Linked DNA regions of Homo sapiens: regions 2 and 3 are each linked to region 1. Evidence: read pairs that join two places in POLR2A ChIA-PET (ENCODE). Cell type or tissue: PC-9. All regions are shown on one strand.

Region 1 (5,000 bases):
CCCAGTGGGCCTCATTTACCCTTGGCCACCAGGGAAGAGGAGCCAGGGCCCCAGGCCAGTGCCATGGGGCAGAAGGCAGGGCCTCTGGGCCTGGTGCTTTGGGGACGCAGAGGCAGCACAACGTGTCACAGTTGTCCTCCTGGGGGCTCTTCCCCTCCAGTTTATCTGCTGCTCTGGATTAATCTCCCCTCCTCCCATGTCACCACTGGGGAGGGGGCAGTGGGGCAGGCCCCTGTGACCTACAGCCAGAGATAAGTCCACAGAGAAAGGCACTGGGGTGACCTCTGCTCTGGGCACGTGGCGGGTGCCTCCACTTGTCAGGAAGCCTGACCCCCAATCCCCTCCCGCCTGACAGCTTCCCGACAGCTGCCTGCCAGCCGAGGGCCTGGAAGGGGACCGGCCACTCAAGACTCTCAAGACAAGGAAGCATGTTCACCTCCAACAAACATACCTTGTCCTGCCTGTCCTCAAGTTATCAGCATGACACAGCGGTGCTGGTGATGGTGATGGTGGAGGTTTCAAAGTTGAACCTGATGAAAACGCTCCACTTCTTCGGAGCCATCTGCTGCTGTGGTGACGGAGTTTTGCTTTATTGGAAAATAATTTCTGGTTGGGACTGACACGTGCACAGTGGAAATGAGTTTTTTCTAAGCCAAAATTCATGTTTACAAAAGAACGTTTCAGCTGTGGGAGTTTGCATCCCAGGCAGAGCAGAAGGTGATCGAGTGGGTGGGGGCATCAGAGCCACCCATCTCCTACTCCCGCACCTGCAGACCGGTGGGCTAGGAGGCCCCTTACCCTCTGTGGCAAAAAAGGACACATTTATGGATGATGAATCAGGCCCCAGCCCACTGAGCTGGTTTCAGAAGCCAGGCTGGCCGTAGGTCAGGGAGCCAGGCCTCTCCAACTCCTTCCACCGCGGAAGAACAAGTGTCCCAGCCACTGGCATCCTCAGAGTCACCCAAATGTTCATCTCTGCCCAGCGCTGACACCCTGCAAATCAGGCTAAGACAGCGGTGACGGGCCCTGAGGCTGGCAGGCCTAAGCAGCCCGGTGGCCGTGCACCCTCCCAATTTCCAAATGAGACCTGTGGCCGACAGGCACCCTGGGCACATGCTGAAGGCACTGGGCTGCCTCCACCCCTTCCCATGTGGCTAAATGGCCCAGCACCCACACACGGTGCCCTGGCAGTGCTCACCTGCTGGCAAGGACAGCCAAAAGGCCCGGGCAGCCTTCTGACGCAGCCAGGAACTGGGCTGTGCTCCACCACACCTGCTGGCCCGTGGATGCCAGGCAGGCACGCCCACCCATAGCCAGATGTGGTGGCATTTATGGGATACGGGAGTGCCAGGCAGACAGGCTGTGAGAGACAGTTGCCTGGGAAACATCGCCAGATCTTTGGGGCAGCAGAGCAGGTGCTCGGGCCCACACATGGGGTGCAAGAGTAGGGGTGTGCCTTGGTGCCCTTGGGCACCGACAGCCTCCTCACAGCCTCAGTGGCGGGGTCATGGCACAGGCCTGCCCCTGACCCCAAGAACCAGAAAGCCAGGAGCAGCTGGGGAGGGCCCTGGCCCGGGAGAGACAGCGGTCCTGTTTCTGAACCCCATCCCAGCCATGGCCTGTGTCTGGGCCAGCATCCCCGACCAGACAGGGCCAGCCGCCCTCTCTCAAAGTCCCCAGCACCCCTTCAAGCAGTATCCGGTTCACACCCTCCCACAGCCTGTCCTCCATCCCCACGTGTCGGGCTCAGCTTCCGCACCACTCAGCCCCCACCCAGGGGCGGGCTTTTATCAGCCCCAGATCCTGCTCTGACGTCCCCCCGCCCGGAGAAGCTTCCCCAGCCCAGCCCAGCCCAGCCCAGCCCAGGCTTCTCTCTCCACCCCACTGCCCTGCTGGGAAATTGTGAGCTCAGATGCTGATTGGTCTACCCAGGAGGGCGGTCCTGTGTGCTCTGTTCCCTGGGAAGCCTCTCAGAGTGCGCGGCACCAAGGAGCCGGTCAGGGAGTGGAGACCTCTCAGGGCACCCCTCCTCTGGGGAAGGCAAGTCACAGAAACCAAGCTGGAGGAGCACTGTGGGTTGAGCAGCGTCTCCGAAGACTCATGTCCACCAGTACCTGAGAAAGTGGCCTCGCTCGGAAGCAAGGTCTGTGCCGATATAATCAAACCAGGATGAGGCGATACTGGGTTAGGGTTGGCCCTGAATGCAGTGTGAGCAGTGTTCTTGTAAGAAAAGGAAAATTGTCCGGGTGCAGTGTCTCACGCCTGCAATCCCAGCACTTTGGGAGGCCGAGGCGGGCAGATCACTTGAGGTCAGGAGTTCTAGACCAGCCTGGCCAACATAGTGAAACCCCGTCTCTACTAAAAAACACAAAAATTAGCTGGGTGTGGTGGTGGGCGCCTGTAGTCTCAGCTACTCGGGAGGCTGAGGCAGGAGAATCGCTTGAACCCAGAAGGCAGAGGTTGCAGTGAGCCAAGATTGTGCCATTTTACTCCAGCCTGGGCAACAGAGCAAGACTCCGTCTCAAAAAAAAAAGAGAGAGAGAAAGAAAAGGAAAATTGGCCAGGTGCTGTGGCTCATGCCTGTAATTTCAGCACTTTGGGAGGCCGAGGCAGGTGGATCATGTGAGGTCAGGAGTTCGAGACCAGCCTGAAAGACATCGTGAAACCCCATCTCTACTAAAGATACAAAATTAGCTGGGTGTGGTGGTGGGCACCTGTAATCCCAGCTACTTAGGAGGCTGAGGCAGGAGAATCGCTTGAACCCAGGAGGCGGAGGTTGCGATAGGCCGAGATCGTGCTGTTGCACTCCAGCCTGGGCGACAAGAGCAAAACTCTATCTCAAAAAAAAAAAAAAAAAGGTAAGGAAAATTTGGACACAGAGACACAGGAAGGAGGCTTTGGGGTTGGGGGTGGAGCAGCTGCACGCCAGGGAATGCCGGGGGCCCGGGGCTGGAAGGGGCAGGCAGCAGCCACCCAGAGCCTTTAGGCGGAGCTCCACCCTCCCAACCACTGATTTTGGACACCAGCTGCCTGAACTGTGAGAATATACATGTCACTCGTTTTAGGCTCCCAGTGTGTGGTCATTTTTTCACAGCAGCCCCAGGAGACACGCAGCAGGCTCCCGGCTTTCCAAGCCGCCACGCACCAAGTTCAGCTTGAAAACGCTGAGCCCAGCTGGGTGCGGGGAGCCCTCGGTCTCCTGTCCACCACACCCGGAGCTGAGGAAGAGGCTCCCCCATGGGCCAAGAGCTGGAAGGGGGCCCTTGGAGGATCCCCCAAGGTCCTCCAAGTGGGCCAGGAAACCTCTGCAGGTGGAGAGGGTGGCTGGGACCCCCTCGGGAGTCCCCAGGGAAGGTCTGGCTTCTCGGCTCTGTAGAATCAGCTTTGTCCCCAGTTCAGCACGTTTTTATGGGAAATCTGCTGGCTGGGGACAGCCCTTGATGTCCTGAGATGAGATGCTGCCTGGTCCCTGCACCTTCCAGGACCCAGCTCACCTGTGGCGCACAGGTTTCCACTTGTCATAGGAAACTGTGCTTGGTGCATCCCCTGTGCAGCCGGCTGTGAACTGTGGGCTCCAACCCTGCTTGGTTTGCTTCAACTTTCTGAGTGACGTGCAGACCTTCACAGAGGAGCCGTGGGGTGGCTCCATCCAACGCCTCCCTCGCTGCCCCTGTGTTGGAAAATAAGGACAGTGGGTGGCCTGGGCCCTGCGCATCCTCCAGAGGGTCAGGGACACGCACGGTGAGCGACCTCTGTAGGCTCGAAGGCACAGCCTGGAAGGACTGGGACACCCGTGGGCAGGGAGCAAGAAGGCACCGCCGGGGGCTTAGGTCTTCTTTGTTCATCTGGTAGAATTGCTGACTTTTAGAGAAAGGGACCTGAGGCTGGGCACGGTGGCTCACACCTGTCAAATCTCAGCACTTTGGAAGGCCAAGGCGGGTGTATCACCTGAGGCCAGAAGTTCAAGACCAGCCTGACCAATATGGTAAAACCCCATCTCTACTAAAAATACAAAATTTAGCCGGGCGTGGTGCCGTGCGCCCATAGTCCCAGTTATGTGGGAGGCTGAGACAGGAGAATTGCTTGAACCTGGGAGGCGGAGGTTGCAGTGAGCCAAGATTGTGCCACTGCACTCCAGCCTGGGTGACAGAGCAAAACTCCAACTCAAAAAAAACAAAAAGTCTGGGCGCGGTGGCTCATGCCTGTAATACCAGCACTTTGGGAGGCCAAGGCAGGCGGATCACGAAGTCAGGAGCTTGAGACCATCTTGGCTAACACGGTGAAACCCTGTTTCTACTAAAAATACAAAAAATTAGCTGGGCGTGCTGGTGGGCACCTGTAGTCCCAGCTACTTGGGAGGCTGAGGCAGGAGAAAGGCGTGAACCCGGGAGGCGGAGCTTGCAGTGAGCCGAGATAGTGCCACTGCCCTCCAGCCTGGGCGACAGAGCGAGACTCTGTCTCAAAAAAAAAAAAAAAAGAAGAAGAAGAAGAAAAAGAAAAAGTGGCCTGAAAGTTATGGCCCAAAAATGGGCCTGATTTTCTGTTTCTCTTTTCCCCTGGGTGCTCCCTCAGGGACTGTTTGGAGAACCAGGCTCCAGGAGGCCCCTGTGCAGACTCCGGGCTGTCCTGCAAACCCCAGCACCGTGTGGCCTTGGCCCAGGGCTGCTCTCCCCTACCAGGTACCCGAGGAGGAGGTGGCCTCTGTTCCTTCCAGCTATGCCCTCCATATGTGCCACCGGACCCCATCACCACGAGCCCCAGCTAAGTGACAGCCAACAACCCTACTTCTGTTTTTGTTTTAGAGACAGGGTCTTGCACTGTTGCCCAGGCTGGAGTGCAGTGGCGAAATCTCGATTCACTGCAACCTCCACCTCCTCGGTTCAAGCAATCCTCAACACCTCTTTATTTTTATTTTATTTATTTATTGAGACAGAGTCTCCCTCTGTTACCCAAGCTGGAGTCTAGTGGCATGATCTCGGCTCACTGCAACTGATGCTTCC
Region 2 (5,000 bases), 180 kb after region 1:
TGTCTCCTTGAGTTTCTCCTACTATAGATGGGTGGATCAGAGCTGATGTAGGAGGTGCCAAGGGCATGATCCGAGGTGGGCAGAGGTGAAGGCCAGGAGAGAGAGAAGAAAGGACTTACCACTTTCTAGTCTTTTCAGAACATAAAATGATCTCTAAAAATAAACGAACAGCCGGCGCTGGTTGGGGTGTGGCTGGAGGGGCAGGGCAGTTCTAAGAGGCAACTCAGTGTCCAAGAAGGTCCCAGCGCCTACCTCGTGGCCCTGATCGATGGTTTAAGCTCCCAGGGAAGAAGTCAAAAGGCCAAACTCCTGTGCACAAAGGCACTCCACAAAGCCTGGCAGCACCAAACATGGTGAGGGGCAGGTGCTCACGGGTGGGGGCAGCTGGTGGCCAGGACTGGGGGAGACTACAGCTGCCAAGAAGCGTCAAAGAGGGGGAGACCGGGTGCGCAGTGGTGGCCACGGCTGACAGTGGGTGGGCTTGCATCTCAATTGTGGTTATTGTTAAGAGGGCTAAACTCATTAGGGTAACCTTTTACAAAAATAACAGAAAATAACCAGTGTTGGTGAGGCTGGGGAGGAACTGGAACTGTGTGCACTGTGGGCAGGAAGGTAAAAGGGTGAGGCCGCTGTGGAGAACAGCATGGCGGTTCCTCAAAAATTAAAAACAGAATCACCATCCGATGCAGCAGTCTCACCTCTGGGGCTGTGGCCCACAGGGCCTTGAAGAGTTCTCTGTGCAGCCGTATTCACAGCAGCATCACCCACAGGACCCAGGAGGGGAAGCCTCCCCAGAGTCCACCCACAGATGGGCAGAGAAGCGTGTCTGTCCACACGGGGTGGTGGTGGTGGGGGGTGCGGGCCCGGCTCAGCCTTAGCAAGGAAGGAGGAGCTGGCACAGGCTCCAGCATGGAGGCTTCTGGGGACACCGCGCCGGGTGAAACAAGCCTGGCACGAAAGGACACCACTCACAGGAGGCCCTGAGATCAGCAGAGTCTACAAACACACAGTGGAACAGTGGCTGCCAGGGGTTGGAGCGTGGGGAGTTCGTGCTGGATGGGGACAGAGGTTCGGGTGGGAAGCTGACAAAGTTCTGGAGGTGGATGTGGTTGTGGCTACACGAAATGTGCCCGTGCCTCCTGCCACGCCACTGCACGCTTAAAAGTGGTCACGGCCCAGCGCAGCGGCTCACGCCTGAAATCCCAGCCCTTTGGGGGCCAAGGCAGAAGCACTTGGGGCCCAGGAATTGGAGATTAGCCTGGGCAACACAGTGAGACCTCGCCTCTTCAAAACAAAAAGTAGTTAAGATGCTAAGTTTTACGTTACATGGATTTTACCATGACAAAATGGTTAGTGTTTTGGTTTTTTATTTTTTTGAGACAGGGTCTTGCTCTGTCACCCAGGCTGGAGTGCAGTGGGCGTGATCTCAGCTCACTACAACCTCTGCCTCCCAGGTTCAAGCGATCCTCCCTCCTCAGCCTCCTGAGGAGCTGGGGCCACAGGTGTGTACCACCATGCTTAGCTAATTTTGTATTGTTTAAAACTTCTTTTGTAGAGACAGGGTCTCCCTGTGTTGCCCAGGCTGGTCTTGAACTCCTGGGCTCAAGCAGTCCTCCCACCTCGGCCTCCCAAAGTGCTGAGAGTACAGGTGTGAGCCACTGTGCCTGGTCGACAAAATGTTTTTTAAAGCGGGCTAAATATTTGACTAATGACACCACAAGCAACGGCTGTCCCCTCACTCTGGACAGCTCTCGGGATGTGCGGCCTGACCCCCGTCTCTGGCGGCTGCTGCCTCTCCGGGTCGATGCCGTTTTCTCTCCAGGTTGAAGGTGGAGGAGAGGCACTGTGACCGGAGGGCCCAGCGCTAAGATGCAGAGCAGAGAACTGAGCAGCTGAGCCAAGAGAGCCTCGCTTCTCCTCATTATCCAGAGTCCAAGGGACAGACCTGGTAATGTCTTCTTGCACAAACAGCCATGTGAAAACCTCCTGCCTCTGAAGCGTGGTCTGGCAGCCACGGCTGTGCTGCGTGGGAGGCGGCCCCGGCCCAGTCCTGACCTGAGGGGATGGGAGCCCAGCCTGTCCTTTTGGCCTCGGGCGCCCTTCTCAGCGTCTACATCGGTCTGGGCAGGAGGAATGCCTGGAGAAGGCGCTGGAGGAGCAGGCAGCTCACTGGCCATGGTCTGCCCGTGCCTGCAGGTGTCAGCAGCGTGGACGAGGCCAGGGGACTGCTGCCACCAGTGACACTGCCCAGAGCACCCCGTGGGGCAGCAAGCACCAGCACACAGCAGTGTCCCCAGGGAGCTCAAGCCACGGGCCTGCCTGGGGAGGGTGTGCGGGCCTCGGTTGGCAGGCGGTCCCAGGGCCTGCCCAGGTCTCCCAGTCCTCTGGGCCTGGACGGCAGAGGAGTGGGGAGGTCATGTTATAACCCCAGGGAATGTAGGTCACGCGAAGGGTTTGGCACCAAGACTCTCGCAGAAATCCTCTGCAAAACCCTCTGCAGAATTCAAGGTTTTACCACCAAGGGGAGAAACCATCCCAAGCAGAAAGGCCTGGGGGGCCGCTTGGGGGCCCGGCTCTCAGGAGTACCCAGCCAGCCCTTGGGCCCAGTGGCCATCCCAGGCCATCCTCCCCCGTCCAAACTCATGGCTTGGGAATAAGCTCTGGGCTCCCGGGGAGGAGCTGCCTCCCTCCAGCAAGGCCCGGGCCAGTGTGGTGCCGGGACAGGGCTGGGCTGCCCCCTGGTGGATGCGCTGAGCACCCTGGTGCTGTCAGCCCAGGAGGGAGGGCGCCGTCCCTTGCCTGGTCCTCTCTCTTGGCCCAGGGCGCTGGTGACCAGCAAGCAGTGTGGACCCGAGTTGGCGCCTGGGTAGTAGCCAGGGGACCTGTGGGACAGAACAGCCTCTGGGGACAGGGCTAGGCTGGGAGTGGGGGTGGGGAGGACAAAGCTGTCCATGGTCCTCTGGAAGAACAGGAGCTGCTTCTCGCCCGGCCCAGGCCGGAGGGGATGGCCCTGTCTGGCAGCAGGCGGCACCTCTGTGTCCCTGGGCCATGAGACAGGCCCTGACCAGGTCCTCCTGAATCTCAGGGAACATGAGGATTGGGTGAGTGGCTGGGGGCCCCCAGGGCTGTGTTGCCCTGGTGAGGGAGCCTGCCATCCTAGCACCTCAGCTTCCTCACCTATGCCCTGCTCGGACTGGTGGGGATCATGAGCCAATGCACCGAAAGGCTGACAGCAGCGCCTGGCACCCAGGAAGTGAAACCACACACCCGAGCCCAAGCTCCAGAGCTGTGCACCAGCGCCGGCCCCAGCTTTGCCCTAGCCCTGCAAGGCGAGGGAATCGTCATGGTGGCAGTGGGGTGGGGGCCCGGGTGTGCTCGGGTGGGAAGGGGCGGGCAGAAGAGAATTCTGCCCAGGGACTCCCTTAGGCGCACTCTCCCACTGCCACTCTGGACAGTGAAGACAAGGGAGCAGTGGCTGCCCCAGCACGTGGTGAAGTCTGGTCCTGTAGGATGGACACAAGTCCCCAGGGGAGAAGAGGCTACAGCATCTCCTGCATATGGCTCAGGTGAGAACCCGCAGCACCAGCCCAGGCCAGCAGGGGCAGCAACGACGCTGACATGGGCTCCCGTGGTCCAGCAAGGACACTGCCAATGGTCAACTGCCCTGAGCAGGGCTGGCAGACCCCGGAGTGGGTATGGGTGGCACTTTTACCCAAGCAGGATGCTGTTTCAAGAGCAGGGAGGGTGGACATGCATGCGGAGGGGAGCCACACTGCACCTCCCGCCTGACCACCCCTCCAGGGGCCCCACATCTGACCACCTCTGAGGCCCTGCTGCGGGCAGCTGTGCCAGCCAGGATGAGTCTCCCATCCCCACCCCCAACTCCTCCATCCCCATGTGGCCCCATGCCAACTGCCAACCCATCACCTCTCAGTTCCCAGCACCCCCCTTCCTTGCCCACTTTTGCCTGACGGGAACTGGACCCTGTCAACGTTTCTCCTTTGCCAACAAGTGCAATGCCAGGCTTTGTCAACAGAGAACAAGGCGGGACTGTGGGAGGTAGTGTTTCTACTTTAACTCCTATGGCCAGGGCCAGTGGCCTGTGGAACACCCCAGAGTCTGGTCTCTGGCAAGCGTCTCCTGCACCTCAGGGGGAGTTTCCTGAGAAGTAGCTTTGGCCCCTGGCACCCTAGAAAACCTCTCTACCACCTGGGCTGGCAGCCACACCCTCTCTGTGGAGGTCTGAGTCTCAGGAGGGTGCTGGGTTCCTCCTAGTTCCAGGGACCATTCTCTCCAACCACTGCTCCAACTTTCATAGGAGAATCTTGGCAAGGAAGGGAATTCAACTGACATTGTAATTCTGCGACCCACACAATTAAATGTTGCGTTTCTCATCAAAGCAGCCCCGAGGCTCTAAGGAACGAGGGACTCCTCTCCACGGCCACAGCAGTCCTGATTCTCAGGCTGTGACCTGCGCTGCGTTTAGAGACCTGCACGCGTGGTTCCTATCTGTTAGTGCTGCTGGACGCTCAGGGGGCCCCTCACAGCCCTTGCAGTCATGGTCATCTTCGTGGCTGCGACAGCCTCACACAGCAGCACCTGGGTTTCTGAGGCTCTCAATTCCGCTAGTGCCTCACGCCCAGCATGGGGGATGGCTTGGTTAACCGTGAAGCACCCCCACACTGTGGACCAGCAGCCTCCCCTTCCCACCAGCCAGGAGCTCAGGCCTGCAGCCCAGCCCAAGCAGCAACCACACCACTCCCAGACTCCACCGCAGAGGGTCTGTCTCCGGGCCCCCTCCTGACACTGAGACGTTGCTCTTCCTTCTCCTGCCCTTTTTGGTAGCTAGCTGCCTCGTCCTTGTTGGTGACTCTTTCATTACGTTTTTCCCATTGGAGTGATGGGTGTGGTTTCTGTCTCCTGAGTCGTCCTTGTTAGTGATTTTTTCATTACATTTTTCCCCATTGGAGTGATCGGTGTTGCTTCTGCCTCCTGACTGT
Region 3 (5,000 bases), 170 kb after region 1:
GCACTCCAGCCTGGACAATAAAGCAAGACCCAGTCTCAAAAAAAAAAAAAGGCGGGGGGCAGTGGCTGATGCCTGTAATCCCAGCACTTTGGGAGGCCGAGGGTGGTGGATCAAGAAGTCAGGAGATTGAGATCATCCTGGCTAGCAGGGTGAAACCCTGTCTGTACTAAAAAAATACAAAAAAATTAGCCGGGCATGGTGGCAGGCGCCTGTAGTCTCAGCTACTCAGGAGGCTGAGGCAGGAGAATGGTGTGAACCCAGGAGGTGGAGCTTGCAGTGAGCCGAGATTGAGCCACTGCACTCTAGCCTGGATGACAGAGCAAAACTCAGTCTCAGAAAAAAAAAAAAAAAAAAAAGAAGACAGACAATAGCAAGTACTGAGGAGGGTGTAAAGCCATTGGAACCCTCTTTCATTGCTGGAGGTAATGTAAAAACCTTGCAGCTTTTCATGTTCAGACTGAAAAGGAAGAAGTAAAACTGTATTTATTTATAAACAATATGATCGTATATAGAGAAAATCTTAAGGAATCCTCTAAGAAACTAGTAGAACTAATAAATGAGTAAAGCAAGTCAAAGGAAATGAGGTCAATATGTAAAAATCAATTGTAGTCTACGGCAACCTCTGAAATGAAGTTAAGAAAATTCTACTCATGATGGCATAAAAAGAATAAACAAATTTATCAGCATTTAGAAATAATTAATAAAATAATTATAATTCAATATCTAATAAATAACATTATTATGTATTAATAGCTTTCACAAAGAAGTGCAAGATGTGTGCTGAAAGGAACAAGACGCTGGTGATAAAGTAAGAACTCTACCTAAATGGAGAGATGCTTCTGTGTTCATGAGATGGAGGCCTCAGTGTTGGTAAGATTTCATCTGGACATTCTCTCCAGAGGGGTTCAACGCACCTCCATCAACATTCCAGCAGCCTTCTTTTGTTGTTGTTGCAGAAGTTGGCAAACTGATCTTAAAATTTTATACAGAAATGTAAAGGTCCCAGCAGAGTCAAGATCATTTTGAAAAGGAAAAACAAAACTGGAGGACTCTCCAATTGGAAAACGTGCTAAAAGCAACAAGAATCCAGATAGCGTGGCCCTGGCATAGACTGAGGATAAATCAGGATAGACAGATCAGTGGAGCAGACGGGGGGTCCAGGCATCAACCCTGACTCTTAGGGCTGACTGATTTTCAACCAAGGTGCCAGGGCAACTCAACGGCAAAAGGACGGTGTTCTCAACAAATGATGCTGGGATGATTGAACATCCCCATGAAGAAAAGATGAATTTAGAACTTTATCTTTTCCATAAAAAATAACTCACACTGGATCCCAGGCCTAAATGTAAGAGCTAGAACTATAAGAGTTCTGGAGGGATACGAGAAAATCTTTGTGAAACTTGGGTTAGGCAAAGAATTCTTAAATACGGTACCAAAACTATGCTCCATAAAAGAAAAAATGGACAAACTGGACTTCAGCAAAATGAAAAACTTTTGCTGTTCCAAAGATAGCATTAGGCAAATGAAAAGATGAGCCGTAGGTGGACGGAAAGCATTTGCAAAGACATATCTGATAAAGGACTTATATCCGCAATAGGTAAAGAACTCTATAGCTAAAAATAAGAAGACAACCTTTTTTTCATTTTTTTTTCTTCTTTTTTTTTTTTTTTAAATGAGACAGGGTCTCCCTCTGTCACCCAGGCTAGAGTGTAGTGGTGCAGTCACGGGGCTCACTGTAGCCTCAACCTGCTGGGCTCAAGGGACTCTCCCAATTTCAGCCTTCCGAGTAGCTGGGACCACACGCATGCACTACCATGACCAGCTAATTAAAAACAATTTTGGTTTTTTTTTTTAGGGATGGGGTCTCACTATATTGCCCAGGCTGGTCTTGATCTCCTGGACTTGGCCGGGCACGGTGGCTCACGTCTGTAATCCCAGCACTTTGGGAGGCCAAGGCGGGTGGATCACGAGGTCAGGAGATCGAGACCATCCTGGCCAACACGGTGAAACCCCGTCTCTACTAAAAAAAAATACAAGAAATTAGCTGGGCGTGGTGGTGGGCGCCTGTAGTCCCAGCTACTCGGGAGGCTGAGGCAGAAGAATCGCTTGAACCTGGGAGGCGGAGCTTGCAGTGAGCCGAGATCGTGCCACCGCACTCCAGCCCGGGTGACACAGCGAGACTCTGTCTCCAAACAACAACAACAACCACAACAACAACAACACCAAGAAGAAAGATCTCCTGGGCTCTAGTGATCCTCGCACCTCAGCCTCCCGAAGTGCTGGGATTTTAGGTGTGAGCCACTGTGCCTGACTGATAGTCTAATTTTTAAAAAATGGGTACAATATTTGAATAGACATTTCTCCAAAGAAGATAAACAAACAGCCAATCAACACAGCGAGAGCCACTCATCGTCATCACTCGTTAGGGAAATGCGAATCAAAATCACGAGGAGCTATCACTTCACACCCACAGGGCAGCTATTACAAAAAGACACAATTCCAAGTGTTGGGAAGACGCAGAGAAATCTGAACCTTCATGCATTACTGGTGGGACTGTAAAATGCTGCAGCAATTTTGGAAAAACAGTTTAGCAGTTTCTTTAAAAGTTTAGGCCAGGCGCGGTGGCTCACGCCTGTAATCCCAGCACTTTGGGAGGCTGGGGCGGGCTGATCACCTGAGGTCGGGAGTTCGAGACCAGCCTGACCAACATGGCGAAACCCCATCTCTACTCAAAATACAAAATTAGTGGGGCATGATGGCACATGCCTGTAATCCCAGCTACTCAGGAGGCCAAGGCAGAATCACTTGAACGCGGGAGGCGGAGGTTGCGGAGAGCCGACATTGCACCACTGCACTCCAGCCTGGACAGCAAGAGTGAAACTCCATCTCAAAAAAAAAAAAAAAAAGTTCAAACATAAATCTACCATGTGATCCAGCAATTCCATTCATAGGTGCATACCCATGAGAAATGAAAACACATTCACACAAAAACTTGTATACACATGTCCACAGCAGCACTATTCATAACAGCCCAAGGTACAAACAACTGCGATGGCCAGCAGCGGATGAGTGGGGAAGCAGAAAGTAGCCCCTCACTAGAATGGAAGACTGTTCCTCCTAAAAAGGAAGGACACTCTGACACACGTGCACGCGTGCCCCCCCACACGTATACACATTCAGACCTGTGCACACCTGTGCAAGGCATACACACATATGCACACACATACAGGAGCACGCACATCACACAATATGTGCACACATGCTTGCACACACACCCAAGGCTGCCCTGACTGGCAGGGAAGCTGGCACACCTGCGACCTCTCTGCCAGGCTCTGGGCACGAAGTCACTGCTGTGCCTCAGGAGCCACATGCAACATCTCGTCCGCATCTTCACTGCTTAAGAACCTGCTGCCTGTTTCTCTTTTGGAAACGTTAGGTCATCTCCCCCTGGAGATGCTTACTCTTGGCAATTTCCCCGTGGTCCTGCAGCAGCTGAACGTTCACCGAGAAGGGAGACCCTTGGGCCACTTCCATCACCTCCGGACCCAAGATCACGATCCTCGTAGCTTGTTCTGGGAGAGGACAGAGTGTGGCTTTAGCGGTGACTGGCATGGTCCCCCACCCACCCCATGGCTGAGTCAGCAGTGGGCACCCCAGGAACCGACCAGAGCCCAGTGTGGCAGCTGGAACACAAGCACATGCGGGGGCCGACCCTCCGCAAACCACCTTGCAGAGCAGCGACCTGGGCAGTCGTCCACACTCAGACCGTGAGGCTCGGCTCTGCTGGCCTGGAGCACTGTGGAATCGAACCAAGTGGACCACCGGGGCCACGGAGCATGCAAGAGACACAAGTGGGCGGTGTGGGGCTGTTGGGTTTTCCTGCCCGTGGAATGTTCCCGCACGTCTTCCCGCTGGTCGGGATTTAGGCCCTGCATTCCCTGCATCTGAGTCAGCACCCTGAGGTGCTGGACCTGGGACTAGGGCAAGGCCTGGCAAGGGTGGGTCCACCGGCTGGCCAGTGCCTCCTGGCAGCCAGGGCCGCCCCTGCTCCACCGGGGCCTGCAGGGCATCGCTGTGGGTGGTGTCGTCACACCGCATCCTGCTGCCCACCGCCCCTGCCCCCACCTGCCATCCCTGACTCTCCCCTATGGATTGGCCTCCAGCAAAGCACAATGGAGGGGCTTTAAAAGCAGATGCTGAGAGAACACCTGGGATCTGAGGCTGCCTCAAAAGGCAGCACAGGCGATGCCGGGTGCACAGGGTGGCGGGTGCCCCGGACTTCATGGTAATGGTGGGGCTGGGGAAGGGCCTGAAGCTCTGGCCCCTGTGGGAGCTCCTGCTGTGTTCTGGGGGCAAAGCCAGAGCCCACCTTGGCTCGGAGGGAGACCCTCCTCGGGGTGAAGCCAGACTGCGTCCTGCACCTCTTGCCCCGTTTTTCCCACCTAGAAATTTCAACAAGGGCCAAGAGACTTTTTTGGGAGGAGGGGCTGGGATCTGGATTCTTTCCCTTGAGGTGAGGTCACCAAGACACTCCTGGAGGGCTCTGCTGAGGATCCAGGGGCCCCTCACGGAGACTCCACCTGAGGGAGAAGCACCTGGGCCGGGACCCAGGCTCGGCCTCCATCCCAGGATCCCCTGCAGGGTGCACTGTGTGCGTGCGGGTGCTGGGACCCACCTCTCAGTGCTCCCCAGGCACCTGGCCACTCCTGCCTTCCCGAAGATCTCAGCCTCCACGAGGAGCCCGGGGCCAGCGGGTCTGTGCTGAGGGCAGCAGTTACTGTCACCCGTCACCCCTGTGACCTCTCCCAGCTAACAGGTCTTGGTCCCCCAAGGTCCTCCAACCCAGGAGGTATGTGTGGGGCTGCCTGGGCTGAGACCTTGCAGGTGCCCCGGCGCAGGGCCAGAGTCGGTGCTGGCGGCACCTGCACCTGTGTCGTGAACTTGGCCCCGAGGTTTGGATGAGTGTTGTGTCCCTGGCTAGACTGACCCCTGGGGTGGCA

What was found. ChIA-PET counts read pairs that join two places held together with the same protein. Peaks named below come from ENCODE experiments on the same cell type or tissue, not always from the same donor. Only the 100,000 strongest peaks of a DNase experiment are listed, where the experiment ranks them.
Region 2: POLR2A ChIA-PET joins it to region 1 with 12 read pairs; 32 of 35 experiments call an interaction of 5 or more read pairs at or near these places.
Region 3: POLR2A ChIA-PET joins it to region 1 with 15 read pairs; 29 of 35 experiments call an interaction of 5 or more read pairs at or near these places.

What each region holds. Positions count from the first base shown.
Region 1 is chr1:2,197,556-2,202,555 of GRCh38, forward strand. It overlaps a transcript of FAAP20 not described here. Among named protein-coding and RNA genes, the nearest start is that of FAAP20, 5.3 kb to the left of the region's middle. RefSeq lists an enhancer at 1,473-2,070. In PC-9, no CTCF peak of the experiment used is centred here; a DNase peak (open chromatin) is centred at 1,926; H3K4me3 peaks cover 986 bases.
Region 2 is chr1:2,379,186-2,384,185 of GRCh38, forward strand. The region is part of intron 6 of MORN1 (MORN repeat containing 1); the gene reads right to left. Among named protein-coding and RNA genes, the nearest start is that of MORN1, 9.9 kb to the right of the region's middle. In PC-9, CTCF peaks have their summits at 2,753 (motif pointing left), 2,954, 3,657 and 3,857; a DNase peak (open chromatin) is centred at 2,755.
Region 3 is chr1:2,369,020-2,374,019 of GRCh38, forward strand. MORN1 (MORN repeat containing 1) reads right to left here. Exons shown (of 14, transcript NM_024848.3): 8 at 3,462-3,572. Among named protein-coding and RNA genes, the nearest start is that of MORN1, 20 kb to the right of the region's middle. In PC-9, no CTCF peak of the experiment used is centred here; no DNase peak of the experiment used is centred here.